Linked DNA regions of Mus musculus: region 2 is linked to region 1. The links are chromatin loops, found by intact Hi-C in ENCODE. Cell type or tissue: gastrocnemius. All regions are shown on one strand. Links, peaks and the distances in the headings refer to the core of each region. The heading gives the core; the rest is flanking DNA. Region 1 has its middle 32 kb from the start of 4930429H19Rik. Region 2 overlaps A730056A06Rik (RIKEN cDNA A730056A06 gene).

Region 1 (16,164 bases), core at 3,477-11,476:
CATCTTGTTCCAGTTACACCCTGGCTTCCTAACTCATGCCAAAAACACTGCAAACACCTTTGAGGATTGCCATTCCTGTTAAGCAGGGACCGCTGGGGGTTTGGAACACTAACTTAATGGGTCCCCACACCAGCCACCTGGAAATTCCAAGTCACAGACCTTCACCAGGGGATGGAGAGGTTCGTCATGTTCATGATTTCTGACAAAGATCTCCTTAAAAATAAGCGGTTTTGTGGGCCCCAGGCTTTGGGGATAAAACTTCCGCAGAATTATCATGTCCTGTCCTACCCAGGAGTGGAACAGTCTGTAACAGCTGCTGTTTTCCTCAGAGGGACAGTGGCTGACAGCCTCAGATTTCACTTCCAAACCATCTTTACACATACACTCAGGCTCTGCCTGCTGGACATACAATGTCTGATGTCTCCACATGAGGCAGAGGTTTTTTTTTTTCCCCCAGCTTGTTTGACCTGTGCTGCTTAGCAGAAAGACCCCTGCATTGTAAATGCTCAATTCAATTTCACATAATAGAACTAAAGTGTGAGCCCAATGGCTAACAGTAAGTATTCTGTTGACAAAAATCCGGCTCTTCCTCCTTGACAAGACTACATTTCTCAGCATCCTTTGCAAGGTGCTATGGCCATGTGACTGAAGTCCAGCCAATTAAATATGACCAGAAGGGCAATTTGCCACTTCCAAACCTTTCCCATGCATCAACACCTCCCAAAGATCCTGCACTCTCCTTTCCTGGAGGCTAGCTGAACGCAGTCTCATCCCTTCCAGTGTTACCTGGGTTCACAAGAAACTAGCAGTGACACTTTTTGCCCTTGAAATGTTGGCATCTGTCGTAGCTATTGCTGTTGTGGCGGAGAGAAAACCTCAATATGGAACCCGGATTGACCTGGTGGCATCTATTAAAGACCAGATTTTATCTTTGAAGCACACAGGGCAGCTTAATTGCTTCCTTGCGTGCCGCATGTGCAGAGATGAGCACATTTAGGGATTTGCTGCTGATGTGCTTAGGCTAGCCAGCAGGGTTTTGAATGGTTTTGCTAGGGTGTAATGTGATTTTTCTATATAGCGCATGCATACCCACTGACTGAGGACCAGATCATAAGGAACAGAGACACTGACTGGAGCTTCACTATGCAATAGTAGGGTATATTAATTTATTTGCAGCAACACATTCCCCAGGTTTTAGTGGATTAAGGCAGTGATGGTTCTCCTCCATTATTGTAGTGGGTTAAGAGTTTGGACGCAGTTTGACTGTCAGGCTGCAATAAAGGTGTAGTCTGAGGGTGGGTATTAACTCTAGGTCCCTTCACAGGACTCCGTTCCTCAGGGACCACTACGCCAAGAACTAGCTCCTCTCCACCTATGGGGGCTTCCTTACAACCTGGCACTAGGTTCATGGTCTAAGCTAGACAATATTTTATGCCCGCAAGCAGCCTAAAAATGAAGATTACCAGTTCGCTTGTAAGTTTTCTGAGCCTAATCTCTAAATTTTGTTTTTCTGGTCAAAATATCTTAGTTGCATTTAAACCATCTCCACTATTTCAGAATCCAATGATAAGTGTGGGAAAACGTGAGAGCTTACATCCTCATTGCAACTTCCACTGAAAGCAAGGGAGCTGCCCCCCCGTTCCAGGGCCATACCTCGGAGAAACAAATGCCCCATGGCCTAAATCTCATTTGTCAGCACTTAGCAATGTTCTTCCAAACTCCAGCTCTCATCCAGCTGATTCTCTAGTGCAAATGTGGAGATTCTGAACACTTGCTCACATAGGAGAGACCTGTCCCTTGTTTATGCTAATATGGAAATTCCATCTTTGTGTTTCTCAAACAATAGGGAAAACTATGCCTCTATTTTGTAAATATACTTGTTAAAAATTGTGCTGTGGGTATATAATGGATGGAAAGTAAATATCATGCATTGTTTACTAAATAGTAAAATATGCTTAAAATTTCTTAAAATTGACTTTATATAACATGCAAGAATGACAATAGGGATCTTGGGGATGTTTGTTTTGCTTTGGGGGATATCTCTTGCATGACAGAGAATCCTGGGCAACAGCATGATCCCCAAAGACAGTTTTAGGCTCCAAGTTCTCTGAAGTATCCCTGTGCCCTAGACATACATCTCCCTTCTCTCTCCAACTCACATGGCCATGGATAAACTAGCTACACTGGCAAAGGCCACTCCCCCAGGAATTAGTTCCATGTTTAGGTCTCACACAGTTATGTCTGGACACAGGGTAGTATCCCAGGGAGCAGGCGATTTCTCCCACACTGGGCCAGCTGTGGCAGCATTTCATATTTGACATGGCTGAAGGATTCCATCATTTATGTTAGCCATGGCTTATTAAAATGCCTGGGCTTGCAGGAGATGTTATTTTCACAACTGTTCAGCCCATAGGACTTTCATATGGTGGTTAGAATGAAAATGACTGCCATAGGCACTTGAGGAGTGCCACTATTAGGAGGTGTGTAACTTTATTTTTTTTCAAAACCTATTTCTAATGATAGTTCTTAAATGCTTTAACCTCCCTTCTAGGCTGCCACCCACTAGGGATAGTGGAAAAGAAAGTATACAGGGAAAATGGACCTGTTTAGAAATGGTTCTTTGGAGTAGATCCCATCTGTGTTGTTAGGAAATCTGTTGTTCAGTTGACAGGGCAGCAGAGGCAGATTGATCCGCTCGTAAGCACTTCACGGATATACCAACAGTCCAGTTCAGTAGTGTCAGGATAGCAGCAGCAGTGGCACAACCTAGCAGGAATGGCCAGGCCTCAGCCGAATCAGCAGGAGGCAGCAGCAAGAACCAGGAGAGACACCAGAAGTTCTCTGCTGTGCCTTTCTCAGTGAAGCAAAGATCAGCAAAGACTCGAGACCAACAAGCACTGCACAGCTAGCTCTATAAGAAAGCCTAGCCCATGCATCATCACTTTCGGTGGAGTCCTATTTACACTTCCTCCAAACATCACCCTTCACCCGTACTTTATAAATGCAGAAACAGAAGTACAGAACAGCTCTTTTTAACTTCCCCCAAGATATTCCAGCTTGAGTGGGCAAGTAGTTCCTTGAGTCGAGGAGCTGGTGACTATTGAGGGACGTGGATGAGAAGATGGGATATGAAGATATGAAAGATATGATTCAAAAGATATGAAAGCAGGAAGAAGCTGGATTGTAGCCATCTGCACATATCATGTTAGGAATTCACACACAATTTAACGAACCCTGAAAAAACAAAAGATGATGCAGGGAGCTGGAAAGGACTCCAGGAAGTTGGTGCCATGTCCCACATGGAAAATTTTAGAGCAAGCAAGGTTGGGGGTGGAGTTCCAGGAAGCTAGTCAGATGATGTGCCCTGAAGTGGGAGATAGGAGCCAAGGTAATTCCAAGAGCCATTGGTATGGTAGGTCTAGTCAACCAGGCTCTACTAGCAGACATGATTGATTAACAGAGGTGAAGCAGGAAGGGACAAAACATAAGAGGGGACTTCCACAAAATCATGGGTTCCATGTCAATGGTGTGGACTACCAGAAGAATTCTATGAGAATGTTCAGTAGGGACTAGGTCTTATCTTCCACTATTTGTGGACAGAAGGCTAACTCAAAGTCTGCTGAAAGTTTACTCTCTTAATGTGACCAGAATGTTCCCAGGGACTGGCTGCCTCATCCACGTAGTGTTTGGGAAGAACTGTTGTTTGCTGTGGAAAGCACTGCTGTGGAGAGCATTGTGCCTGAGTCCTCCTAGCCTGTGTGCCTAACCATTTCTTTTTAATTTTTTTTCACATAAATGGATGTTTTGCCTGCATGTCTTAGCTGTGTGCCTCAAGCATACCTGATATTCTTGGAGGACAGAGGAGGGCATCCAATCCCACGGGGGCTGGAGTTACAGATAGTTGTGAGCCATAATGTTGGTGCTGGAATGGAACCCAGGTCCTCTGGGAGAGAAGCCAGTAGTCTTACCAGCTGAGCCATCTCTCTGGCCCCGTGGATTCCACTTCAACAGTGACTGGTTTTGGTCCTCCCAGGAGGGAGTTCTGATCCCACAGGCCCTGGTGAAAGATGACTAGATGAACTTCGCTGGACTATTCTTCCTTTACTCAACATCCTGAATTTTCTCTTAAACCCCAACTCAGATTTGATCCCAGACATATTTGCCCAACACTTTAAAATCACATGTGAGATATTAACGAAATTTAATCTGTATCTGTCTTATTCTTTCATGCTTAACGCATTCGCACACTGTGGACAAACAGCTACTTGAAATCCAGAAAGCCTTTTTTGGACATTTTATCTTTTGTCTCACACATAGGAAGGAACAAGCTGCTAAATATAAACAAGCTTTTTCTCTAGGAGGTTTAAATCTGATTTTAAAGGTGTTTTAAGACAGAAGTAAGAAGGGGATAAAAATTCAAGAATAAGGGGGCTGAAGAGATGACTCAGTCAGTAAAGTGGTTGTATGGACCTGAGTTTGGATTCCCTAGCACCCAGGTAAAAAGCCAGATGTGCTAGCATAGACCTACAATCCTAGCATTGGTGAGGCAGGGACTGGGGGCTTCCTAAAGCTCACTGACCTGCTAGTCTTGCTGAATATGTGAGCTTCATGTTCAAAAAGAGAGCCTGTCTTAAGAGATAAGGTAAATAATGATAAAAGGAAGACACCCACATCTGCTTCTGGCCTCCATATACACGTGCGCAAAATGTGCACATGTGTGTTCGAGCACACATACATATATACATACACACAGACACACACACACAAACATATACATACTCGTACACTTCAAACATACAAAAGCAGAGAAGGAAAGAGAGAGAGAGAGAGAGAGAGAGAGAGAGAGAGAGAGAGAGAGCGCATAAAGCATTGTAGGAAAAGAAAAACTGAAGCACTAAAGCCAGGGGTGTGGTGGGAAATACCAAGGTCACGAACACCATGCCCCATCGCTACCCCATTGACTTCGTGTCTCTCCATGGGAAAACACATTTTCTCAGTAGATAAAATCACTTGAAGATGCCAAAAGAGCAGACACGCTGAGTGACAGGGCTGCTACTTGGTGGATATTTCCAACCATTCCGAAAGGCTTATCTGTTAGTCACCCTGCTGTCCTGGACTGACCTGTGCCCCGCACCCCCCCCCCCTCCGGGGGTTCTGTCCCTGCAGGAGAGATCGCTGCTGGTGCATGAACTGTTTGAGATTAAATTATTTTTATTTGGGAAGTTTGCCCCTTCTCAGGAGAGAAACAGCAGAAGTAACTCTGACTCGGTATTTATTTTACAGCTGCTGACACATCCCAGGGTTATGAAAGATGTCTGCATTCTTTCCCTCTCATTTAGCCAACACTTTGGAGAACTCACTTTTGGGCTCTGCTCTTCGCTGCTCTCTTTCTTTCGAGAACAGACTGACCTTGGCGGTCTTCTTTTCTGCTGAGTCATGCACCCAGCACCCACCCCTGAGCCATGAGCTTGTGGAGATTTGAGGCGCTAAGTAGCCAAGCAGCTGAAGCAAGTGCTTCTGGAAGGAGGAATCCTCAGCTGGAGAAACTTAGGGCAAAATGTAGCTTTTGTATCCAGACCTAGGATCTCCGAGCCCCCTCTCCCACCTCCAGTCTCTCTGACCACAGCCCCAGTTGTTTAGGGACTGTGGGACCCCCCAGTGACAGAAGGGTCTCTTGAAGAATTCACTTGGGCAACTGGATGATAACCAGTGTATATTACTTTGGGCTAAAGTCAGTATTTTGTAGATAAAAGTTATTCTCATAATACAGTGTACACCAAATAACTGAAGCCAGATTCACCAATCTGACCAGGACAGTAAGATAACAGGGCAGGAGGTGGTCTGTTTTAGTCAATGTTCAATTGCTGTGAAGAGACACCATGACCACAACAACTCATATTAAGGAAAGCATTTAAATGGGGCCAGCTTACAGTTTGAGAGGTTTAGTCCATTATCATCATGGTGGGAAACCTGGCGGCATCCAGGCAGACATAGTACTGGAGAAATAGCTGAGAGTTCTATATCTGGATCCGCAGGCAACAGAAAGAGAGAGACACTGGGCCTAACTTTAGACTTCAAAATCTTAAAGCCCACCCCCAGTGACACACTTCCTCTAACAAGGCCACAATTACTCCAAAAAGGCCACACCTCCTAATCCTTTCAAATAGTGCCACTTCCTAAGTGTTCGAATATATGAACCTACAGGAATCATTCTCATGGTCCAAAAAATGTCCTAAGCCATCTCACTTCAACTGTTCCATCTTGTTTGTATCAGCTCCTCAGCTCTTATGTACATGGAGATATTTAAAGGGGATTTGCCCAGAGATTTTGATCTGCTGAAACCAGCTTTGGTGACATATCGTATATGCATGCACATACACACACATACACACACACACACACACACATACACACACACACACACACACACACACACACACACACACACACACACACACATGCAGGAGAAGAGCTGTATGATGGTTGCTGGCTGGTTTTGTTTTGGTTTTTGGGTTTATTTTAGTCTTAGACTAAGGAACTATCATCATTTTTTTAGTATGTTCTTGATGCTACTTACTTATTAATATGCCCCAAGGTTCTCCCACATAAAACTTGAAGTGTCTCAGGAGGGGAAAAGCATAAAATAGGAAAGCTGTCAGAAAAGAACATCACAACCAAAGAAATGTAATTTGTATTGGAAAGCATAGGCAATCCTTCAAGATGTCGCCAAGGACCCACCATCCTTCATTGTCTGCGTCTAACATGCTCTGAAGTTAAAATTCGGGACAGAAATGAGGGTGCACACAGTAACCATGTCAGGAGGATATAATGAACCTCATTAAGTATATTCCTAAAGTCTTTCAGTCTCCCGGGAGTCTTGGAGCTCAGTGTGGGAAGAGCAAATGAGACATCCAAGAAAAAGACAAAATGTATTGTCAGGTGGTGGTGGCGGTGGTGGTGGCAGCTGTGCCCACCTTTGATCCCAGCACTCAGGAAGCAGAGGCAGGCTGATCTCTTGAGTTCGAGGCCAGACTGATCTATAAATTAAGTTCCAGGACAGCCAGGGCTGTACAGAGAAAGCCTGTCACTAGAAACAAAACAAAGCAGACAAAGCAGGTTGACATGGTCTTCAGATAGAAAGCACCCATCCCTGACAGACATGCCAGTGATCCCTGGGTAACACTACCCTCTGTGACCAATGTGACCAATAGATGTCTCTTTCTTCCTGGCCAACAGCAGGGCCCACTTTCCCTATGCAAGAGAAGCAGGTATCTTTATGCTTAGCTGAGCTTAAGGAGCACATTTCAAACCCAAACTCACCCACCAAGAGGTTTTCCTAAGAGGCCCAGCAATCAAGACGCCCCCTCCCCTGGAAACAATACCAAGCAAACTAGCCATCAGAGAGGAGAGATCAAAGTTTGTCTGAAAACCATTCTACATGACTAGCCTCTGCCTCAGACAGACTAGACCCAGATTCCTCATCTTTAAAATTCAAGCTCCTTCATAAATGGCAAGGTAAATATACACACCCTAGGGTATACTGGGAGAGGCTGAGCATTAGATGCATACAGTAGTATAGAATACATTATGGGATGAAATGTACAATTAAATTGGAAGGGTGCCTACCCAGAATACATGAAGCCCTGGGTTCTATCCCCAGTACTACATAAGTAGGATATGGGAGTGCATCCTTGAAATCCCAGCACCATGGCGGAGGAAGCAGGAAGAACAGAAGTTTAAGATCATCCGCAGCTACTTGGCTGAGAGCAAAGCAAGCCTGGGCGACCTAAAACGTTGCCTCAAAAAACAATTTTCACCACGTCAAAAATACTGTCTCAGAGGTATCATCTTTCATATTACAAAGTATTTTCTATTTTTCATTTTTCAACTGTAACAAATGACAATGTGAACCCTGTGCTCTGCGCTCTCATGTGAGCCCACTGACACGCTGTGCCAGCCTCCCTCCACTGATACACTGTGCCAGCCTCCTCCCATCCTTCCCAAGCCAGGCTCCGGGTCCTCTCTGCCCATAGCTTCTTGTCAGTCCTGAGTATTTTTAGACCTGGCTGACTGGCTCCTCTTTTTCAAAAGGGCAGGACGAGCGCTTGGCACCAAGGATAGCAGTTTTCCAATTTGAAAAACAAGTCTCTGGTTTTGTGGTCACACTGACACTCGGAGAGGCCAGTTGGCTGCACCTACAGACCCTAAGCTGTCCTTGTAGAGCAGTATCTTTCAACCTGTGGGTCATGACCCCTTTGGGAGCCAAATGACCCCTTTCACAAGGGTCGCCTAACACTATCAGAAAACACAGACATTTACATTACAATTCATAACTAGCAAAATTGCAATTATGAAGTAGCAATGAAAATAATTCTATGGTTGGGGTCAGCACAGCATGAAGAACTGTATTAAAGGGCTGCGTCCTTAGGAAGGCTGAGAAGCACTGCTGTAGATGCTGGCTGGACCACCTTCTCTCCCTGTTGCCCATGCCTTACTCCTCAAGAGCACCTGAGGCACCCAGAAGAAGAGTACAAATGCTCTGCAAAGCAACATTACTTTTATGTCACTTGTTTTGTATTCTCCTGCCTCCCCTTCCCCAAACTACTCCCCCACCCCCATCCCCACCCCCAGGCTTTATAAATTTTGCTTTTTCCTCTGCATGACTATGGAACTTTCTATAAACCAGTGTCATAGAACTTATCACATGATTTCCATTTTTTAAAATTCTGTTTCCCCTGTTGAAATGACTGATAGTTATCTTTATATCACCAACTCCTAGCACCAACAGCAACTATTTGGCCAACAGGACCCCACTCCCTCCTCCCATATCTATGGCAGACATGACTAATCAATCATGACTTTCTTTGCTACTGAGCCTAAGTAAAGATGAGTTTTGACACAGTGACTGCAACAACTGGAAGTGGCAAAAGAAAGAGAGAGAGAGAGAGAGAGAGAGAGAGAAAGGAAGGAAGGAAGGAAGGAAGGAAGGAAGGAAGGAAGGAAGGAAGGAGAAGAGAGGAGAGAAGAGGAGAGGAGAAGAGAAGAGAAGAGAAGAGAAGAGAAGAGAAGAGAAGAGAAGAGAAGAGAAGAGAAGAGAAGAGAAGAGAAGAGAAGAGAAGAGAAAAAAGAAAGAAAGAAGAAAAAAGAAAAAAGTTTAAATCCTAATTGCAATCAAACTTTGCATAGTCTAAAACCCTGTAGATGTGCCATTAATTTTTTTTGTATTGATGAAGCTTTGCCAGGTTTCTGAAAATAAAAACAGCAAACTAATAAAGTAATGCAAATGCCTACATGCTGAAAACTAGGACAGGTACATAAACAGCCAGTTGGCAAACTCAGATATGGAACCAAAATATCTTCATGGAATTCACCCAAATTAGCTCAGTGAGAATGATGTAAGTGCACTGGGATCAGGCATGTTGCTCAAACCAATTAGGCTGATGAACTGTATTGTCGATATGTGTTGGCAAGAAGTTCGGTGCTGAAATTTTGACATGCATGATCTTGCTAGGATCACAGGGTTCACAAATAAGTATAGGCAAAAACATTAAGACAGTACTAAAACCATCTCCGAACATCTTAAGATGAGTTGGCCAACAGAATTTCACAGGAAGAGACACTCAGTGTGGACGAAGATTAAATGCTTTTTATTTATACAGTAAGGCAGCTAAGGAGACACTGGTGCAGATCTTGTATTTGGTAGGAACAATAATGCACGCTGGGGACGTGGCCCAGTGGCAGCTACACAAGCATGAAGCCTGATCAGAGCCCCTGGGACCCACATAGAAAGCCAGGCACAGTGGTGCACACCTGGATTTTCAACCCGGAGAGGCAAAGACAGGAGGATCCCAGGGCTTACTCACTGACAGGCCAGTCGAGCCAATCAGAGAGTTCCTGATACAGTGAGAGACGCTGTCTCAAAAAACAAGATGAGGGATGATGATGGAAAATACCCAACACTGCCCTCTGACCGTCACACCACACACACACACACACATGCACACTCTCTCACACACACATACACAAGCACACACACCACACACACCACACACACACATACACACACACCACTCATATCACACACACACATACCACATACATACACACATATACACACACACATGCACACTCTCACACACACACATACACAAGCACACACCACACACACACACACCACACACATCACACACACACATACCACACACATACACATACATACACACACACACATGCACAGCACACACACACACACACACACACACACACACACACACACTATACTTTTCAATTCAGACTGAGTATCTCTTATCTGAATTTTATAGAACCAAACGTGTTCAGCGATTTTGATTTTTGGTTTTGGCATTGGAATATTTGCATATGCATAATGAGATATCTTGAGACTGGGACTCAAGTCTAAACACAATTTATAATTTCAAACATAAGTTATGTCTTTCATGTACACCTTATACATGTAGGCTGAAGATCATTTTATACATTTTAAATAATTTTGTGCTTTAAACAAAGTTTCAAGGTATGAAATTTTCCACTGGTAGCATAAAACTTTTCTAAATGTTGGCACGATTCGGATTTCAGATTTTTAAATAAGGGATGCTTGGATTAGATGTGAAATCTACATTTTTAAAAGTTTCTAGCTCTGAGACGGGGCTTTATTCTTTAAGATGCACGATACTTTTACCACAATTGGCCCTTCCTGTGCTTCCATGGTTTTGCTTAGCTCATGGAGATTATTATTTCGCTAGGAGCTAACCCTAAAGTCACTTTCAATGAATTAGGATCATTTCTAATTTTTTTTAAATATTCATGCCATGATTATTAATCTTAGTTGTCAGCTTGATTGGATCTGAGATCAACTGAGAGAAACCGGTCTAGGCTAGTCTGTGAGGGTACTTTCTAGAAAAGTTAGCTGCAGGGGAAGACCCTTCCCAGTGTGGCTAGCTCCCAAGACATAAATAGGTCTGAGAGGAAAGTGGGCTTGCCCACCGTTCTTTTTTTTTTTTTTTCCACCGTTCTTTAGTCCTTGTTGATGCGTGCATCTACACTACTGCTGCTGCTGCTGCCACCACCCCCATTCTTCACTGTCATCAGAATCCAGCTTCTTTAGCTTTCCCAATATGAATACCAGCAGCTCTCCAGAAGCTCCTAGACCCCTCCTTTCCAGATTGGGATGGCTGCAGCATCCAACATCACAGACTGAGCAGCTGCAGGGTTCTCAGCCTCTTCGGTATCCAGGTAACCATTGTTAGAGGACCCAGACTGTGTCATATGAGCCAATCCAGTGACTCCCCTCTGTAATATAGTCCTTCTGTCACTTATGTTGCTCTAGGGCAGTGTTTCTCAGCCTTCTTGATGCTAGCACCCTTTAGTACAGTTCCTCACGTTGTGGTGACTCACAGAATAAGCATTATTTTCACTGCTACTTCAAAACTAAATTTGCTACTGTTATGAATTATAATGTAAATATCTGATATACATAATCTTATATGCAACCCATGTGAAAGGGTCACTCAACCCCAAGGGAGTCTTGACCCACAGATTGAAAACTGCGGGTCTAGAGAATCCTGACTAACACACGTACTTAGAGTGCACCCCCTCACATTCAATTCTGTTCGTCTTAGACAGCTCGGATATTAATACTTTTAATATATTCCCAAATGTGGAGCCTACAGCTCTAACCTGCACCTCAATATCTGCCTAGAAAATGGGTTGGAACCTCTGCAGCAAGTTCATATTGCAAGCCAGTCCCTCCTTGTCTGTGACATTTGAGTTTATCAAGTGAGCACTGGAAACATGGCCAGTGCCTGTAAGGTACTGAATTTTTGTTCTGTTTTGTTTGAGACAGGGTTTCTCTGTGTAGCCCTGGCTGTCTTGGAACTCACTCTGTAGACCAGGCTAGCCTTGAACTCAGAGATCTACCTGCCTCTGCCTCCTGAGTGCTGGGACTAAAGACATGCGCCACCATCACCTGGCATATCATCTTTATCTTATGGTAGTTAACTTAAATTTAAGATGTAATTTAACTATTAGGAAATGTTTAGGTATGTTTGAAGAAAGAAAAACAAAACATAGACATCTAGATTGCCCAGGCTGGCTTTGAACTTACTGCGTAGTTGGGGCTGGCAATTATAATCTTCCTGACTCTGTCTCCAGAGGAGTTGACATGGGCTTTTGTCACCAGGCCCAATTTCAGTGGTAAATTTCATAATTTCTCAGTTCAGATCTAGTCTATCTAGCAAAATCCCATCTCTGAACTGAGATGGTATTTATAGACCAGAGAGTGGGCATCACAGAGGTAATGCCAAGAGAGTAAACATTTCTTTATTAAATCTTACATTGAGGGCATGTTGTAAGGATAACAGCTAACATATTGATGATAAATGAAAACTATGTTATTAAAATTAATTTCACTTGTTCCTGGTTACTCATTCAATGGCCACTGGGCCTCGTGGTACACCTCCATAGTCCTAGCACTCACGAGATGAAGGAAGACCATAGATTTGAGGCCAGTCTGAACTGTATGATGAGATTCAGACTTAAAAACAAAGAAAACATTAAAATGGGAGATGTTTAAAAATAAATAAGCAGCTTTGTGATCTTGGTTCTACATTAACTCAGAATGTCCTTGAGCCAGTGTGTGCTTACGGAGTTGGACCACATACATGTATGATGCTCTGTATTGGAAGGGTCAAAACAGGATGTGCCACCTACAAAAACCAACCCTTTGTAGCCACGATAACTCAGTGTGTGCTTAGACACTTCAGGCTGGCAACAGCACTGTAAGCTATAGTTATACACATATGGATAACTTGTATGCTGGTTACACTGGTCAACTCTACAACCAAATACCTGACAAGAAGCAACTGAAGAGAGGAAGGATTTATTTTGGCTCAAGGTTTGAAGGGATCCAGTCCACTGAATCTGGAAAGGCATGGCGGCTAGTAGCTCTGTGGCAAAAGAAAACACAGACCAAGACTCCTCAAATCATCTCATGTCAGTGGAATAAGAAGCAGAGAGAGAACAGGAAGCAGGGATGGCTATAGACCTCAAGGTCAGCCTACAGTGACCCATTTACTCCAGCTAGGTCCCACTGCCCCCAACCACACCCTGAACTGGGGACCACATTTTTCAAACAAATAGACCTGTGGGGAACATCTTACACCCAAGCCATCCTTTGAGCCTGTCCTTTGGCTGATATGATGGTTAATCTAAATGGTCATTTTGATGAGATCTAGAAGGATATCTGGGAGGGATTTTCGAGGATAGGTTAACTTCTGGGCATGCCCATGAGGGAATTGTCTAGGTTAGGTTATCCTGTGAGCCTGCCTGTGGGAGATTTTTTGGATTGGGTTCATTAAGATAGGTAGACCCGCACACATGGTGTACAGTCTCATTCTCTGGGCTGGGATCCTGAACAGTAATTAAAAAGGTAAAGTTATGCCGAATACAGATATTCATCACTCTCTGCTTTCTGGTTGGGTGCCTCAAGGTCCTGCCATCAAGGCTATACCTTGAATTGTGAGCCAAAGTTAACCCTTCCTTCCTTTGGCTGTTTTTGTCAGGGTATTTCATCATAGCAATAGAAAAGTAAAAAGACGGGTGAGCCAGGTGAGACCACAGCAGCCTGTCCAGTGTCCGATGGCTGATGCTTTAAACAACAGCCCCGGGACCCAGGTTTTCCAAGGCTCCTGTCTCACTTAGGGTTTTACTACTCTGAACAGGCATCATGACCAAGGCAAGTCTTATAAAGGACAACATTCAACAGGGGCTGGCTTACAGGTTCAGAAGTTCAGTCCATTATCATCAAGGCAGGGGCAGGGAAGCATCCAGGCAGGCATGGTGCAGGAGGAGCTGAGAGTTCTACATCTTCATCTGAAGGCTGCTAGTGGAAGACTGACTTCCAGGCACCTAGGGTGAGGGTCTTAAGTCCTCACCCACTGTAATACACCTACTCCAACAGCGCCACACCTCCTAATAGTGTCACTCCCTGGGCCAAGCATATACAAACCATCACAGCCCCCCTTTTCATCTCTTCTCTCTTTACCTGTACAAGATATTATGTGGGTTAAGTTCTATTAGCTGGGACTCACTTTGCCCCACCTATGAACTGCTTCTCAGAACACACCACAGCTCTGCCCAGTTTAGCTGTTGGAAATCAGAAAGCTCAGCAGATCCCCCCCCCATCCAGCTCTGCAAGTACATGTCATGGGTGAGAGCTTACACTCTGGGGTCCCAGAAAAGGGTCTATAATGAAGGGAGAGCCCCTAGGTCCATGTTTGCTAGGACTCATCTTACGTGTAGCCTTTGATGATGCTTAGGGGAACCATCATTCTAGGCTGCTATGATCAGGCAGCATTGTTTGCCTCTTAGTCCAACAAAAATAAGGGCAGAGAACAGGATTTTGGATGTGTCTAACAAAGCTGTTTCAACCCAGAAAATGGAGTGTGAGGGGTGTCATCACCTATTCGTCACAGCATATCTCTACTGAGCATGCCTGGGAAACGCCACTCTACCTGAAGTGCTTGAGAGCCATCACAAAAGCATTGTTTGGTGTTTCAGATGCCAAGCCCCTTCTCAGGACTTCCCAGTGAACAGTGTCCAAAGGCAAACTGAGATGGAGTAAACTCCACCTCGGGTCTCAGTTTGGCTGCAGACCATGGGATGAGGATCCTAGAGGCCCCCGGCGTGCTTTGGAGACACTGTAGGATTTGGTGTAGCCTCTGGCCTCCAGGCAGCTGGCAGAAAGAGAAAATTCCAATCTAGTGCTTCCTTCAGCCTTAAGGCTGGGCTTACTTAATACCGGGTTTCAGATCTTGCTGGGGGCCTATGATCTATATTTATAAGTTTTCTTTTTAGGTCACCAAAGAATTTGAGTACTGCTCCTCAATCTTCCTAATGCTGCTGCCCTTTAATACAGTTCCTCGTGCTGTGCTGACCCCCAGCCATAAAATTATTTCATTGCTCCTCCACAACTGTAATGTTGCTACTGCTGCTATGTATCTGATATACCACCCTTGTGAAAGGGCTGCTTGACCCCCATGGAGTCTGAATCCACAGGCTGAGAACTACTGAGGCTTCTGGGATTTCTTTCAGAACTACAATTTACCAAAAGGCAAAGGCTGCCATTTTTAGTATGGACCGAGATGCCTCTTCTAACATTAACTGACAGGGGAGCGGTATATAATGTGTATGCGCAAGGGAGAAGCCATATAATAGTGTGGTATGTATATAGCTGTGTTTCCTATTCTATGTGTATCATGAGATACACATATGTGTATCCTGTGTATATTGTATTCTATGTATATCATGAAAGTCTTGGAATTTTATGCAAGGAATAAAAAATATGTTTTCTTGAGAGCAAGGGGCATGAGCCTTGATCAACCATCTACTTGCCCATCACTGAACTAGAAAGTCAATCAATTCACTTGTATGAGAGCATTCTGTGTAAATAAGACACCAATATTAAGAATTGAATTATTTTTCTGCATTCTAACGATCCAGTAAGAAGAGTTGTAACTTACAGAAAAAGAATAGAAATGTGGGCAAGGAATTCCTAGTTCAGGCTTAAGAAGGACCTTGCAGGCATAAAATTGATTGGTAAATACTGAACCTTGGAGCGATGGAAACAGCTGAGAGTCATGCGTCCAAATCCATTTCTCTGCAGCTGCTCACTGTAAGCATGTTTGCAGGATCACTCTGGTGTCCTCAGTGTCAAGGACGAAAGGCAGTAGTAGTTCCAGCTGAGGTTTGAGAGCCAGGCACAACAGTGTTTAACTATAAAACATGGGTCTGTGGAGGGGGATCGGTTGGTAAAGAGCACACAAAAGAGGACTTGAGTTAGATTCCTAGAACCCTGATTAAAAAAGCCAAGTGTTGTGGCTCAATCGTGTGACCCTAGGCCTGGATCAGTGAAAACAAGCAGATCCCTAGGGCTCACTGGCCCACCAAGATTCAAGACATTAGAGAGGATATCTTTAAAAGTAGATCCTAAGGAATGTCACCTAATGTCCTTTGACTACCACATACATGAACATACACACACACACTTTTAAATAAATAGCAGGATATTCCAGCAATACAGATGAGAATCTTAAATCCAGCAAACAATATTTTCAACATAGGTGACAGAAAATAGGAAAGTGGCTATAT
Region 2 (16,164 bases), core at 4,162-12,161, 53 kb after region 1:
TTCAGCCTTCACGATTGGGCTGGGAAGGCTCACCATGGCTGATGGGGTCTAGGAAGTTGCTGCCAGCTGTAGTCTCCCCCCTGCTCAGAAGGCTCGCAGTGGGCGAGGGCCACGATCGAAGCCCGTCCTTCCCCCAGGTCCCTTCCCGCCTCTCCTCACTCCTCAGGTGAAGCACGTCCCTCCATGCACTACATTCAAGGCACTGCTGTTTATTTCTTTGAACCTACATTTTAAATTAGCGAATGGTTGGAGAGCAGCCTCAGCAAACTGCTTGGTTTCTGTCTTGGTTTCTGGTTTGCCCCTGCGCAGAGACACCCATTGTAAGGCTAATCCTCGACTGTGGCGCAATTCGGAGAGGCTCTGAAAACTTTAGGAGTTAGGTCCTCCGGATAGGAAGTAGGTTAGGAATGTCCCCGGGGCTGTATCCCGGGAGTCGGGGCGGGCTTCCTGTATCCCCTTCCCCTCCGTTTCCTGACCACTAAGAAATGTAGATGCTCCTCCAAGTCAAGCTCCTGCTATCTTGATGTTCCTGACAAGGGCGCAGAGCCAAGAGACTGACCCTGAGACCATGAGCCAAAGTCTGTCTTTTTCACGCTGTCCTCAGAGAGGTGACATCACTGTAAAGCAACCAATGGGGTTTGGACTCTGGTGACCCCGCCCACTGGTGAGTTGCGGACTAGTCATTTCCCATATCTTTACTGTACTTTCCCCCAGTTAGGGGATGTAAGTGACCCCTCACCAGGGTGGTCAGGTTTAGAGCAGCTAGAGAAAGGTGCGGGATCCTGTCCTTCGTGGCATCTCCTGAGAATACGATCTTCATTTTCCCCTGCTCTGTTCTGAGGTATTCTTTGGCATTTTACCTTAGAACACTGTTCAAATATGGCCTGGTCTAAGAATTCTATTCTGGTTTAATTTCTGTCCTCGTGTTTTCTTTATTTTATTTTATTTAATCTTTAATTATTTAATTAATTAATATCTACGTAGGTACTTAGATCCTTCCGTGTCAACTCCCTACCTACTCCTTGGTTATTCCTACTCCCCTCTGTTGCAAAGTTTGGACCATTTAGCCCAAAGGCTTGCTGGATTTATCCAAGTGGGTGACCCATCCACACCTCGAATTTTTAGCTTTACCCTATCTCCCAACAATGTAAACTTATCTGTTCCCCCTCCCTGGGGGTCTTTTTTGTAGTTTTTTCACAGCTTTGAGACACTGGCCAGTTACAGCTAGCTGAATTATAATGATAATAGATGACAGTTGTTTAAGTAAGAGATGGGGGCTGGCGAGATGAGCCAGTGGGTAAAGGAGTCTCTTCCTGTCAAATCTGATGACCCGAGTCCAACTCCCAGGACTCACATGGGGGAAGGAGAGAACTGGCTTCCACACACAAGCCAACGCACACGCCTCACATCTCACACATGCATAACGAAAGTAATTTTTTTTTAAAAATCCAAGCTGGGTGTGGTGGCACAGACCTTTAATCCCAGCACTCCAGAGACGAGGCAAAGGCAGAGGCAGAGGCAGAGGCAGAGGCAGAGGCAGAGGCAGAGGCAGAGGCAGAGGCAGAGGCAGGCGGATATCTTGAGTTCCAGGCCAGCCTAGTCTACAAAGCTCATTCCAGGACAGCCAAGGCTACACAGAGAAACCTTGTCTCTAGAAACTAAAATAAAATAAAATAAAATAAATGCATTTTCAGGAGTCTCTCACCATTCCAGACAATCCTGACACTTTCAATACCTCTCCGCACCTCTTTGTTTGTAAGTGTAGTTGTTCAAACACATAACCACAGATACTGCACTGTCAATAGTCCAATGACTATGTGCAAATAGACATATTTAGTCCCTATTACAAAGGGTCAGGTATGGTTAGAGTTTGGAGATTGTTGAGTGAATATTAAATTGCTTCTCAGAAGTGCAGAATCCTTCTACTCATTATTGACATTATTACATGTGAAATGTTTTCTCATGCATGCCTCACTTTGCGATTCTTGAGGCTGTTGCTTTTCCGTTTGGTCTGGTCTCAAATTCCTGAGCTCGGATGCTGCTCCCACTTCCTGAGCGCTAGGACCACTGTGTAGCTCTGCCAGTCTGTAGATGGGTGGGCAGGTTGTCTAAACTATCAGTTTCACTTGGGGAGTGTAGACAGGGCATTCCAGTATTACTCTATGAGAAGAGGAGGTGGATCCGGTAAGGCTGACCGTCACTAGACTGTCTTTCTGGCCAGGATCGCCCACCCCCACCCCCACCCGCCATCACACAGATATCCTCTCCAGGGCACAGATGAGTAGCGCCCTGCCCTGCAGCTTAACAGGAATGTTATAAAAAGAACTGAGATGGCCAACATGCTCTTTAAGGGACTCTCTGTGCTAGAATTCTTGGAAACTATCTTCTCCTATTAGGTCTTTTTTAAAAGAGAGGACAGAGGTGCTGAAAAGTCAGGCTCGAATGCCAACTCGGTTCTCCTGATGCCTCACCTCCTGGTCTGGCCACTGTCAGCCACAGCTACCACCCCAGAACCTGGTCCCGGCGACATGAGCAGCATATCAACAACCTCACCCCACCCCCCCCACCCCTGGCCCAGGGATGGGTCCCTCTCTCAGTCATCCACAACCCTCTATGGATGCCAACATACTCAACATTCACCAGTATAAGCCCAGTACACAGTCCATGCCATCTAGGAGACAGTAGTAGCTGGCAGACAGAGAAATCTATGCTCAACCAGCTTTGACTCTGGGCTGATGACTAATCAGCTTCTGGGGGGGGGGGGGGCACGGCATCTTTTTTCTTGTTTAAAAAAGGCTTCAAGCGGGGCAGTGGTGGCCCACGCCTTTAATCCCAGCACTTGGGAGGCAGAGGCAGGCGGATTTCTGAGTACGAGGCCAGCCTGGTCTACAGAGTAAGTTCCAGGACAGTCAGGGCTACACAGAGAAACCCTGTCTCAAAAAACTAAAAAAAAAAAAAAAGGCTTCAAAAAGAGAGAACATTTTTAAATATTGAAAGAGCATTGTTACATAACTAACTGGTGACAAAAAGTGCCACTTCCCCTGCAGTCAAAGACCAAGCTTGACAAGACTCTTTCTACCGCCGTGTTTTTTCAGCTGTATCAAACTGTCTTGTCTGGTCCACCCACGAACGGAGCCTGCTCCGGAGCCCCTTGGGCTTCTCAGGCAATGAGCGAACTGGAGGTTTGGGACGCTGCTGACTTTGACTGCAATGAGTTTTGACGTGCTAAAGTCTGAGACAAATTTGGAATAGGAAAGCCTTCCCTCAGGCTCCTCCCAGGCCAAGACACAGAGCATCAGAAACACATGTTTTCATCTGAGCCTCCACGCAGCGGAAAGTGAAGATGGGCCGAAGTCCCAAAGACGGAAGTGGGGAAGGAGAAAGGTTCCAGGCGCTGTTAGGATGAGGACGCACAAGGTAGCCGCGGTCATGAGAAGAAAGATCCAAAGTTAATCAATAGAACCAGGGACAATACTGTTAAAAAGAAAAGGCGAGCCCCATAGCTTTTCAGGGTAAGGAGGCGAGCCCTCCTTCGGGCTCCACTGCAGGCCTTGGGCAGGAGCCTTTGGAAGGTACAGCTTGCGGATCGCCTGGGAGCCCGTTAGAAGTCAACATTTTCGAAATTCTATACGCTTATCGCGTGGGTAAAGTGTGAATGATTTATACCTAAAGTCAGCCTGGTGTATCCATCCATCTCTCCCTGCACTAACCGCCTTCACAGCATCTGTCTTACTAGAGCCATGTGCACACTATATGACCTGACTTAAGATGCATGCTCTGTAAGAAAAATACTTAACCCAAAACTCTTAGAATTGTTATTTAAATTTTGCCCCAAATATCCCATTTTTGGCTGCCTCCTCCTCTTCTTCTTCTTCCCTCCTCCTCCTTTAACAGAAGCAATTTTTAACTGAAGCCACAATTTCTAATTTTTGCTAGAGAGTTATTGACTAATTTGTGAGTCAAAAAGCTGGGTTTAGCCAGTTCCTGCTTTAGTGGAATGTGCCGTCCCCATCTTTCTGCAAATTACAAACACAGGGCTGTTGTCCATCGTAAACTCCTGGCTCAAGAAATCCAACTTTTCATCATAAATTCTGAGAGAAAAAGCTCGCCTGGGTGTCTCCTTCGCCTCAGCCTGTGTTCCCAGACAACTCACAGGCAACCCAGCCTATGGACGTCTCCCCAAAGGCTAACACTGCAGCTCTGCCAACAGCTGCAAGCTATAAATAGGACAGCTTGGGACAGTCGAAGGGGAGGGTCAAGAAACAAAATCTAATAAGTATTCAGATGCAATGGCCAAGAAAGCAGGGATGAAGAAGAAGAGAACTGGTGGAGAGCTGCAAACCGAAGGAACAGTCCACAGAAACGATGAGGAGCAGCTCAGCTGAGGGAAACTGAGGAAACCCATCAACCCAAGAACGACAGCTCCTTGATTAGAGTGGCTTTTTAAAATCTAGTTTTTGAGAATGTCATGCATGAATAGAATACGTTTTGATCAAGCCCATCCCATCTCCTCTTCCAACTCTTCCTTTACTGTCCCCACCCCTCACTGGTCCCTCCAGCATTGTATACTCTTTTTTAAACCCATTGAGTCTCCTTGCTACTGCCATCATGAGCATGGGTGTAGGGCCACTCACTGGAAGTCGGCCAGTCTATCGGTGTCCCAGCCAAAGAAAACTGACTCTCCTTCCTCAGTAGCTACCAATTCTCAACAGCTCCTCAGCGAGAGGCATGCCCCCAGCTATGCCCTACATTTGGCTGGCTTGATATTGTGCAGATCTTACCACGCTATTGTGCCTTTGGGTGGTGGGGAGGATGGGGACAAAGTCAAGCATCCAGATCCAGTGGCTCATTTGGGGCAAACACATAGGCAGCCTGAGTCTTTAGGGCAGTGACTTTCGCTAAACATGCTGTGTACCCCAAGTAGAGCATGGTTCTGCAAGGACAGCGCAGCAGCTTCACTATATCTTCAGTGTCACTTTCCCTAGCACACTGCATGTGCTTCCTTCCCCCTCACCATGGGGGGCTACAGCTCTGTTTCTTGTGGAAATAGTCCAGCAGTTCTCAACCTGTGGGTCACGACCCCTCTGGGGGTTGCCTATCAGGTATTTACATTAGGATTCATATCAGCAGCAAAATTACAGTCAGGAAGTAGCAATGAAATCATTTTCTGGTTGAAGTCACCGTAATGTGAAGAACTGTGTACTAAAAGATGGCTTTTAGCATTGGGAAGGTTGAGAACCACTGCCCTAGTCTGTTCGAGCAGCTATAACAAAACACCATCCACCAAGGGACTTAAAAACAACAGGAATGACCTACTTAAGGCTCTGAAGGCTTAGAAGCTGCAGATCAGGGCACCAGCAGAGTGGGTGCCCGATGAAGGCTTCCTTGTTCCTAGATGGTAGGGAGGGGCAAGGAACCTCTCTGGGGCCTCTTTTAGAGGTGTCGATCCTTTGTTCCTGGCTCTATACTCATGACCCAGTCACCTCCCTCGTGCCTAATTCTGTCACTTAAGGAATTAGTTTTAACATGTGAATTTGGCGAGTTCACAAGTATTCAGACCTCAGTACAACCTGAACACTGTCTTTATGTTAGTCTCTGTCAGGGCTCTATCCCCGGCACCTCCAGTGTTGCCTGGCCAGCTGATGTTTATGGATGAATGGATTGCTCCCTCAGGAAGACACATACAATTTAGAGAAGCCCCACTTAGGAGACTTTCTTTTTATATACATTCACAATTTATGACTTCTTTGTTTAGCCATGATGTCAGATGTTCCAACTAGAAGTATCTTCGGCTTGGGAATTATGAGTAAGCTGTTCCTTTGTAAAACAGCTGGGCTGCAAAGGGCAAGATGAGAAACTGCAGGAGGGAATCTGCTGTCTCTCCTACACATACTGGGTTTTTGTTTTGTGGACTTGGTTTTACTGGATTTGGTGTGTGGTGTGGTTGTGGTGTGTGTGTGTGTGTGTGTGTGTGTGTGTGTGTGTGTGTGTGTGTGTATGTCTGTCTGTCTGTCTATCTGTCTGACTGTGCCTGTGCCTGTATCTCTGTGTGTCTATGTGTGTCTATGTGTATCTGTGTGTATGTGTCTGTGTGTCTCTGTGTGTGTCTGAGTGTGTTTGTGTATCTATGTGTCTGTGTGAATGTGTCCGTGTGTCTGTGTGAGTGTGTGTGTGTGTTTCCATGTGTGTGTGTGTCTGTGTGTGTGTGTCCGTGTGTGTGCGTGCGTGTGTGTGTGTGTGTGTGTGTGTGTGTGTGTGTGTTGGTTATTTGGGGACTTTTTGAGACAGGGTGCCATGCATCCCGGGCAGTCTTTAAACTTTATGTAGTTTAAAGTTTACCCTGAACTCTGATCTTCTCGCCTCTCTACCTTTTAAGTGCTGAAACTACAGGCGTGAGATACCCAGAACATCTCCCGTTGGTTTTTTAATGTTCTGGTGCATTGGAATGAGAATAATGTGCAGATCGTGGACTCTTCCATTCCTAGGAACTACCTGCCTCTTCTTCCTGTGGGACTTTGCTTTCTGGAATGTAGGATTCACCCTAAGCCCACAGGAAGTGGTTCTTCCTCCTGCTAATCACGGGTATCACTCTGAGACTCTCTCTCTGAGCTGCACGTGTGAAGTGTCGCTCTGCAGGACTGACTCACACCCTTGGAGGGCCTCGACTTCTATTCTAACAGAATAAGCACCATCAGCCTGCTCGCTTCCTCCCTACACGGCCTGGAATGAGACACAGAGTGAAAGGGCAAGGCTGAAGGCATCTGCCCCCAAACAGAGCTCGAGGAGGTAGCGAGCCTTGTCTCATCCTTCACATCACAGTTCACACCTCATTGTTAAACCTCAAGCCCAGCTACGCACAGGCGCATTCAATGACTGCTTTGAAATGTCATGAGAGCCCTGGAGAATAAGAAAGTCTAGTTAGGGGTGGAAATCTCAACCTGTGTCTGCTGTTCTTCCTGTCACCCTGTCCAGTGAATTTTAGCCCTGCCTTGCCAGCCCCTAACATCGAATACGTCAATTCTTTGCAGTTAACATGTGCACAAGTACATGCATATATGTGTACATGTGCCCTACAAGTTTTGTTCTCTAGTGGTCCCTGACTAGCACAGGTGTGAACAAAGCCTACAACTAGCAAAAGCTGACCAGGGCAATACCTACCATTCTTGCTTGTATTGGTCCTATATGGTCAATGCTGAGCAAACCCTTCATCAATCTGATATCCTACAAAAGGGTCATGAGCTACGTAGAGTCTAAAAACTCTATGCACTGAGAACTCTACTTGCCACGCACACACTATGGGGAGATCTGAGTCTCAGAAGCAAGGAGGCTGGGGCTTATTTCAGTTACCAATGGATGTTTCATTCCGCAAAGAGTGTGAAGTTGGCCATGGACCTTACATGGGATGAACCAAAGAGGAGCGTCACTGGATGGGAGCACACAGTGATGCTCCCAGCCCCGTTCTGGCTGACACTCAGATAAATAGACAACTGTGTATGGACACCCTGTTAAGAGGAATTCCTCGGAGGAAAAGACATCTAGACTGTGGCTCAGGCCCTGCCCTGAGCAAGTCTTCCAGGCCAGTCCTAAAGGAACTTGAAGAGGTGTCATCAGTAGATAGGAGGGGGAGGCTTCAGGGATCAGTGTCAGGGTTCCCTAAGAGACACAGGGAGGAAGGTGGGTGCGTTGATGAGCTCCCTGGAGAACAGAGCAGCTGAGGACAGGCTGTTCCTCTGCAGGCGAGAACAAGCCAAGAAAAATCCTTGGCAGAAACACAGCTAAAGACAGCAACACGGATCCACGGAACGAAGTCTTAGCAGTGGGAACAACGTGGTTCTCGGTGACTTCCTATAGAAGCACGATTCTACCTACCAGGCTGAGCGGTCTATGCAAGAAGCTCACAGATCGCGTGGAGCCGGTTTGAAGGGCATACTATGTCCTAATTGGGAAAGGAATTCTAAGACTTCTCACATATCATGAATCAATGATGGGAGGGTTTGTGTGAAGGGGGACTAAGAGGAGAGGAGGGACTGATATTGGGATCTAAAATGAAGAAAGGACGGAAGGAAGGAAGGAAGGAAGGAAGAGAGTGGAGGAAAGGAAGGAAGGAAGGAAGGAAGGAAGGAAGGAAGAAAGAAAGAAAGAAAGAAAGAAAGAAAGAAAGAAAGAAAGAAAGAAAGAAAGAAAGAAAGAAAGAAAGAAAGAAAGAAAGAAAGGGAAGGAAGGTAGGAAGGAAAAGACAAAACAACATAACTCTCACTAAGTTTCTACAACAATAGAAGACCTACAGCAACAAGCAGGGTCAAGCTCAATGATATAATTCATTCCTTGGTTTCTGCAGAAGGTACTCAGTGTGGGGAATGAAGTCGTTACAAAAGTGATAGGCAGGCAGGCTGAGTAATCTGGGCCTGAGATTTTTAGCAACAATCCCCAGATAACAAGCTGCTCATGATGGAGGAGCCAGCTAACAAGAAGGTCAGTGTTTCCCCTGCTGATGCAAGCGACCTGAAGTCTGCTCTCTGAGTCCTTACCTCGTGACAAGGGAACCTCTGCTGTAACTGTTATAGGCAAAGCCAAAGCTCCCACAGGGCTGTAGTGACAACACAGCCCTGCCTCATGCTGTCCACTTGCTCCTTCTAAATCCCATGAGGTAGGTCTGCCTGGGGGAAGCCAGGCCACAGGCCAGAGCCAAGCTGTGAGGGACTGTGGGAAATGGAGCCTGCCCCCTCGGAAGCCCCTGTCGGGGAACATAGCTGGTCGCTCAGTGGGATCCATCTCAGATGACTTGCCGGGCGGGGATGTAACTGGGAACACTCAGGAGCAAGCAAGCAAACAGAATCAGGGACTCCGGTATCCCTGGGACATTAGGACTTGAAGACAATCTGCTGAAGTCACAGGAGAAATCATGCACGCGTCAGCTCCGCACGGAGCCTGGTGGGTGCCGGACATAGTGGCTGGCACGGGGTTTCACGGTGTGAGAAAAGGAAGTATATGTGCGTTCAAAGGAACACAGCAAGGTTCTCCCTCTCTCCTGCTGCCCACATCCAGATTCAGAAACACGGAGGCAGGAAATACTGTAGCTCTTGAGCTGGGAGGTGCTGAATTTCAAGATGACAAAAATACTTCCTTTTTACCCCTGACCCCTCCTTGTAACCACTGACATCACTAGGACAGAGCCCCGAGGCACTGGCTCTATAGATGAGTCATTTACCTTCAAGCTGTAGGCTCACTCTTGATAGCCGGGGGCTTTGGATAAAGTGTTAACCTCTCTGTGCTTTTGTTTCCTTTTCTGGGGAAAAAAAAGAAATACATAGAAAAGATCACTGCACACAGCTTCCTATATGAGTTAATATATATAAATCTGTTAACCAGGTGCCCAGTCTAAGGAACACTCGACCCCCACAGTCAAAGCTGCATTCGAGCAATGTGTTGTTCCCAGGGCACTCCACATATTAATGATATCATGGAGCAGACGCAGATACCTGCCCATGCACCAGGAAAGTGCCTGCTCCATCGTCAAGGCCACCTGGAATTCTTTTTATATATATGTATTTTTTATTAGGTATTTTCCTCATTTACATTTCCAATGCTATCCCAAAAGTCCCCCATACCCTCCCACCCACTCCCCTACCCACCCACTCCCACTTTTTGGCCCTGGCATTCCCCTGTACTGGGGCATATAAAGTTTGCAAGTCCAATGGGCCTCTCTTTCCAGTGATGGCCGACTAGGCCATCTTTTGATACATATGCAGCTAGAGACACGAGCTCTGAGGGTACTGGTTAGTTCATAATGTTGTTCTACTTATAGGGTTGCAGATCCCTTTAGCTCCTTGGGTACTTTCTCTAGCTCCTCCATTGGGGGCCCTGTGATCCATCCATTAGCTGACTGTGAGCATCCACTTCTGTGTTTGCTAGGCCCCGGCATAGTCTCACAAGAGACAGCTATATCTGGGTCCTTACAGCAAAATCTTGCTAGTGTATGCAATGTTGTCAGCGTTTGGAAGCTGATTATGGGATGGAACCCTGGATATGGCAGGCTCTAGATGGTCCATCCTTTTGACACAGCTCCAAACTTTGTCTCTGTAACTCCTTCCATGGCCACCTGGAATTCTAAAATAACCTTCATAACAGGATTTTCCTCTTTTTCTTCTCTCTTATTTTCTTGTTACAAAAGAATAGACGGGGCTCTAAAAAAGATCATATGTTAAGCTGTGATCACACAACTAGAAAATTCCGGAACCAGGTTTGAATCTTGTCCCGTTTCACTAAGGAATGTAGTGTTACTTCTACTCCATTCGCCCCTGCCAGAAACAGCCCGGGGAAGCCAAGTTAGGAGATGCATACGTAATTGAAAGGAGAGCCACGCCTGTGTTCCCTCCAGCTCCTGCTCACCTGACCATGAACAAACATGCTTCCACATTTCAATGTGGCCCTCTCTGCCCTTTGACAGACAGGCACTCAGTCTCCAAATGACAGTTGCTAAGGGATCCAGGAAGCACAGTTTGTCACTGTAAGTGATCTGGGGGTGGGAGTGGCAGAGGCGGTGGGCAGAGAAAGAACTGCAGACAGCTCAAGGCAGAGTTGGGGGTCCAAGTGTCTATCAGTTCAGCCATTCCCACTGTGATCCTCATACCCATGTGCCACGTGAAACAGCAGACGACAGACACCTCACTGCCTTCCACCCTTACAGGCCAGACACACAGACCGACAGCCGGAAGTAAGCATGGCATCCGCCCTACCCAAGAGAGAAAAAGAAAGCAAAGCAAGCCATTCCTTCCCTCTTAATGTACTGGTGGATGGAGGATTGCCTTTCTCATCAGGAGAGAACAGCAAGGCCTGTGAGCATAGGCTGTGTCGAGGAAGAAAAGTGGGTGCTGATTGGCCTTGAAGCTGACGCATTAAACTGGCTAGATTTCTCCTAACTCAGAAGTCTGCAGATGAGGCGGCCTTCACAGCTCTGCCTTGTGGCAGGGGAAATGTCGGACAGCAGGCTGGCAGGAGTACCAATAAGCTGGCCGTATTTGTCACTCTTGATCATTTTGTCATCCTGATTTTCTGCAAGCATGTATCACTTTTATAAATAAGAAGAAAGGTTAAGATGCGCACTGACTACTAGGGGGTCGGGGTCGTATGGAAAGGAAAAGCTTGCCATTTATGGAAAGCCAGGAGCCAACTGTGACTTCTCATCTAAAGGCGGCTTGAACTCATCACCGCATATCCTCGCAACTGCCAACTCCATAAACACGTTAGCTACAAATCACATTAATAACGCTCAGAAGAAAGCGAAGCTTTTATCTGGGAGCTCGCAGATGCCACCTTTGGGGGGTGGAGTCCTATTCCAAGTGAGGATAGCACACCCGTCTTTATATGAGGAGGCGATCAGCTACCTGCCCCATGCTGGCTCCTGAGGAGCAGTCACCGTGCCCTGCCCAGAACCTCTGATGCGCGCACTGTCCTGGGTTTTCCAATCCGATGCTAAGTCTAGCTCAGAAAGAGTAGTCTGTAACTGGTGTCATCCATAAATAATGAGGACCTGAGATTGCCTCAGATTCAAACACATGCGCTTATGATCTCAGCAGACGCCTGGATCATCACAGATGCTCTGTCCTAAAAAGGCAAGCTTGGGGCTCTGGAGCAGTGGAGGATGGATAAAGGCTTTAAAAGAAACTTTATCCCTGAGAATCACAGTGAAGCCAGCCAGTGTGCCCCAGCACTAGAGACAAGTCCAAGGCCAGTGGTCTTGGGAATAGTACTCTCTGAGGTCAATTAAGGTCATCCCAACTCCTTGGCAGGACCCGAGCATTTACTGAAGAGAAGCCCAGGGATCTTTTCTTTGTCAGCACTCAGGAGACAAGCGCCTGGAGCCAAGCCCCGAAGCTATCAGCAAGCCGTTCTTAGTCAAAGGCTGGCCACCTTCCAAGGCAAGGTCTAGGGACAGGTGGCTGCGAGTACAGCCTCCCTCCGAGCTTCATCCCCACAGGCATCCAGTTTTTCAACACTCCCAAGCAGGGCCTTCCAGAGAAGCCATGAGGCCCAAGTGACCCCTGATTTCAAAGGCTGCGGTGAGAAGATGGCACAATTCTTCCCCGTGTGTTCTTTTCCATAAGGTGGCAACACCGTCCCCACAATCATGGGCTAAGAGGCAGATGGGCTTTCACGAGCTGTGGAGAGATGAATCTGTCTGTTAACCAGCAGCGCAGCATTTCTGTGTTTGCTGCACACAGACTTCCTTAACCTAATGGAAGTGCCCTGCATGGACGAGTGGCCTTAGGCAGTAGTTAGGCTACCAGGGAGGCTCCTCCACAAATATAAGAAAGGCTTGCCTGTGTCACAACCCCTAATGAAGCCCCCATGCTCCCAGTCCCTTGTGCCTTTTCTTGGACCCAGAGGCTACACACCCCACTCTTGGCAACATCCTTCTAGAATCAGGTCCATTTTTCTGAAAACTGACCATCCAAATCACATTTTACCAGACCTCCTGCATAATCTCTAGTGACCTAAGGATGCTGTTGTCATGGCCTCCTGTGAGCACCTTAGGCTATGACAATGGCCTCTCAACACTGCCTCTAGAGCAGCAGCGGAACCCAAACAAACTCCGACTAAATGACAGAATCAAAAATCCCCAACCTTGTACATACATATCTCTCTCTTTTAATACCATTTGTATGGAGAGTTCTGAAACCACCCTGGCTACATTTGGATGGTGTTTCCTACCCTGGTTCTCTCTCTACCCTCCTAGCTCTTGAAATCACACCCAATACCCCACACTGCGATCAAAGAGGACACAACTACTGTGCACTTTGGTCCATTGCAAAACTGATCAGCTCCAATAAAAAGCTGGCATTTTACATAAAGTAGAAACAGGGCACAGTGCAGAGAGCACAGTGTGGTGTGGCTTCCTGATAGGCACAAGAACTTCAGGGAAATGGCTCTGACATTCACAGATGATGTCCTAGCCATTGCGCAAGGTCCTCTTTATGGAGTCTTAAAGATGATAGTTTACGGTCAGGTTGGCTGAGGTCTTTATCATCCAGCTCCCTCAACGAGCAACAGCCAGAAGCATCTAACAATGGTTTACTGAGTGAGTGCCTGCTTTAAACAGGGACCTGACGAATGAGATTTGTCTCCAAGGCTTTCAGATTTGCTAAAAATATTCTCTGCTTCACAATCAGGACTCTTTTAAAACAATAGATAAATTTTGCTCCAGTCTTCCCGCAGGAGCCCACTGGGTGAAAATGTACGTAGGGAAATAAAAGCTTCCTTCACTGGCCTTGCAGATTTTCTGAAAGACTTTGTCTCCAAGCTGGCTCAGGAGCGAGTACTCATTAGATGCAGCACACAGCTCTGACTCTCGGAGGCCCAGCTTCAGGGCACGCTGCAATCCATCACCCCTAGGAACCTGTCCAAGCTGAGCACCAGAGGCTGGAGGAAGTGTGCACGGCCACAAGTCTTCCTCCTCCCTACAAAGCTTTCCTAGCCAAGGGAACAGGACAGCTTGCTAACCCTTCTGACGCTCAATTTCTTTGTGGGCAAAGAATATACCAGGCCATATTGAGAATACTAAAGACAAGCCTCCTGAATGTGTTCAAGGAAGACTCCTTGAGTGCTTTTCTTCCACCTATGAATGGACTGGTTAAGACAGATAGACTACCATATGGATCTGACAGGAGAGATGGAAGAGGAGCAGGTAGGTAAGAAACATGTCAGGAGATTTGTCAGGCTGGGTGGCATGAAAATTCTTCACGTTGTTGCACAGGGCACAGCATCAGGTCTCAACACAACAAGCCAACAAGTCCCCTGAAGAGGACATTGACAACACAGATTCCTGAACCCAGACAGAATCCGAAACTGTAGCCTCAATAATATGCATTTCTGTGTGTATTTATATACTGTGCATGCATTATGCATGCCAGTGTGCATGTGTTTAGGCACACGTGTGCACATGCACATGAGACTCCCCAATTGCTCTTAGAGAGACAGGTTCTCTCACAGGAATCCAGAGCACACCAGTATAGCTAGTCCTGTTAACCATGGAGCTCCAGAGAGCCCTTGTCTCTGACTCCCAAACATTGAGAATATAGGCAGGTCGTCATGCTGAGTTTCCAGTGCTCCACACGAGTTAAGCAAGCATTCCCCCAACTGAGATAAATTCCTCAGCCCAGATCACAGAGCAGGCATCTTAAGTAAGAGCCCTGGTCTATAGGCAGTCCCTTGGGTTGCACTGCTACAGGGAGGAAAGAGTATCAGAGGCTAGAACAAGGCATTTATTGCTGGCATGGCCATGGCCCTGGCCACCACGTAGGCACAGGTTGGACATGGCTGATGTGAGACAGAATGGGATAGAGGAGAAGAAAGAGCCCCAGTTGTGAGAGGAGCATAGAGCCCAACACACCTAACACAGCAGGCACTGTGATGGCTAGCTATGCCACCAACCCCTGCAGTACCTGGCATAAAGAATGAACATGACAAGAGACAGAGGTGCCCGTTGGGGTAGGTGCCACAGGCCCAGCAGAGGAGTCTGGCCTGGGTGATGATCCTAGAGTCCCAGTGCTCAGGGCTCATCTGGAAAGGAGAAACTCCCTGAAAAGACCTGTAAAGGAAGAAGATGTCCTGAGGTACTGAGCATGCAGCCCATGAAGGCAGAGAGGGGACAGTAGGGTCCAAGATCATGAGGGGACAGTAGGGTCCAAGGTCATGAGGGAGTTGGGATCAGAGTTGCTAATCCATATAAGTGTCCGGCCAGTCAGCAATACTGCTTAGGAGAAAAAGTGTGCGATGGTGCGCAGCAAGAATGCTCTAGAGAGTAGGTATATGGCATGTACTCCCAATTTCAGATATGTTCACCTGACAGAGTTTGTCTCTTGCAAGTCAACGAGCTTGTGCCTGTTCAAATATACATAGAGAGGCTGGGATGGAGGTGCATGCCTATAATCCCAGCACTAAGTCTGCCTTAGTCTCTCACCTGTGTCCACTTCAGGAAAACACTCCTCCACGTGTTTGCCCCAGCAAAACCCCATCCAACGCAGCTGACTCTCCCAAGAACCCTTAAGTTTCCATTTCAGCCACTCCATGAGTGACCTAGACCATCATCAGATTGTAAAAGTTGACATTATTCTCAGCCTAATGCTTTGCAGTGTGAGTGAGCAGAAACACTAGAGGATCTACTCTTTGATCGATCCAGACCATGTGACCTGCTTTAGCCACTGCTGTATTGTTGGCAGATACAAGACGGGTAGTCCACCAACTTTGCCTGTGTGGTTTGCACTTGGCCCAGAGAGAGTGTTCTAATCACCCAAAGTCCCTGAAGTGGACTTTCTCTTGCATAACAGCTGCCCCAAGCCACCAAGACTTAAGAAGCTGGCCAGCCTCAACTTGAGCCTTGGGGTTCTGTAGTGCCCAGGCAAGGCCCAGGAGAGCAAAGTACACATCAGCAGAATCCAAACTGCCTCTCAGACCTGAGCCTATGAACAGAGTGGAAGACTGCGACGCCCACTGAGACGCTGGCTTCACAGGCACCCAGTGGCACTGCAGCCATGGATAACTAATGTCCCAGCTTCCCAGCCAGCAGATCCGGGAAAATGAGAACTGTTGCTTTATTTCAACTATATCATCTGGAGGTTCCAAAAATAATATATCCTTCACAAAGTTATCTTAGCATATCTCTTAGTACCAACTGAATTCTTCAACTGTGTCAGTCTATTTTTCTATTTGATGACTTGAAAGTTCTTTTTTAATGCTTTTATGTGCATACAGTAATTACTCAATAACAACAGGTCTCACTTGGGAAGCAGAGGCAGGCAGATTTCTGAGTTCAAGGCCAGCCTGGTCTACAGAGTGAGTTCCAGGACAGCCAGGGTTATACAGAGAAACCCTGTCTCGAAAAACAAAAACAAAAAACAAAACAAAACAAAACAAAAACAGGTCTCATTATCATCATACCTGTATTTGATGTATTTTGATCATATTTACTCCCACTACCCTTTCTTGTCCCACCCCTGCCCCATTTACAGATTCCTTTCTTCTTCCTAACCAATCCTCAGCACATTCTGTGTGTGTGTGTGTGTGTGGTGTGTGTTTGTGTGGTGTGTATGGTGTGTGTGTGTGGTGTGTGTGGTGTGTGTGTGTGTGTGTGTGTGTGTGTGTGTGTGTGGTGTGTGGTGTATGTGT

Evidence for each region. Peaks named below come from ENCODE experiments on the same cell type or tissue, not always from the same donor. Only the 100,000 strongest peaks of a DNase experiment are listed, where the experiment ranks them.
Region 2: it touches region 1 in a loop (5-fold over the local background); 6 of 42 quality-filtered maps call a loop at or near these places.

The regions. Positions count from the first base shown.
Region 1 is chr7:73,270,769-73,286,932 of GRCm38, forward strand. No RefSeq gene overlaps it. Among named protein-coding and RNA genes, the nearest start is that of 4930429H19Rik, 32 kb to the right of the region's middle. In gastrocnemius, for the core only: no CTCF peak of the experiment used is centred there; a DNase peak (open chromatin) is centred at 8,005; H3K4me3 peaks cover 995 bases; H3K27ac peaks cover 6,078 bases.
Region 2 is chr7:73,323,220-73,339,383 of GRCm38, forward strand. All of the region lies in intron 1 of A730056A06Rik (RIKEN cDNA A730056A06 gene), which reads right to left. Among named protein-coding and RNA genes, the nearest start is that of 4930429H19Rik, 21 kb to the left of the region's middle. In gastrocnemius, for the core only: no CTCF peak of the experiment used is centred there; DNase peaks (open chromatin) are centred at 4,674, 8,662, 10,912, 11,428 and 1 more place; H3K4me3 peaks cover 761 bases; H3K27ac peaks cover 6,369 bases.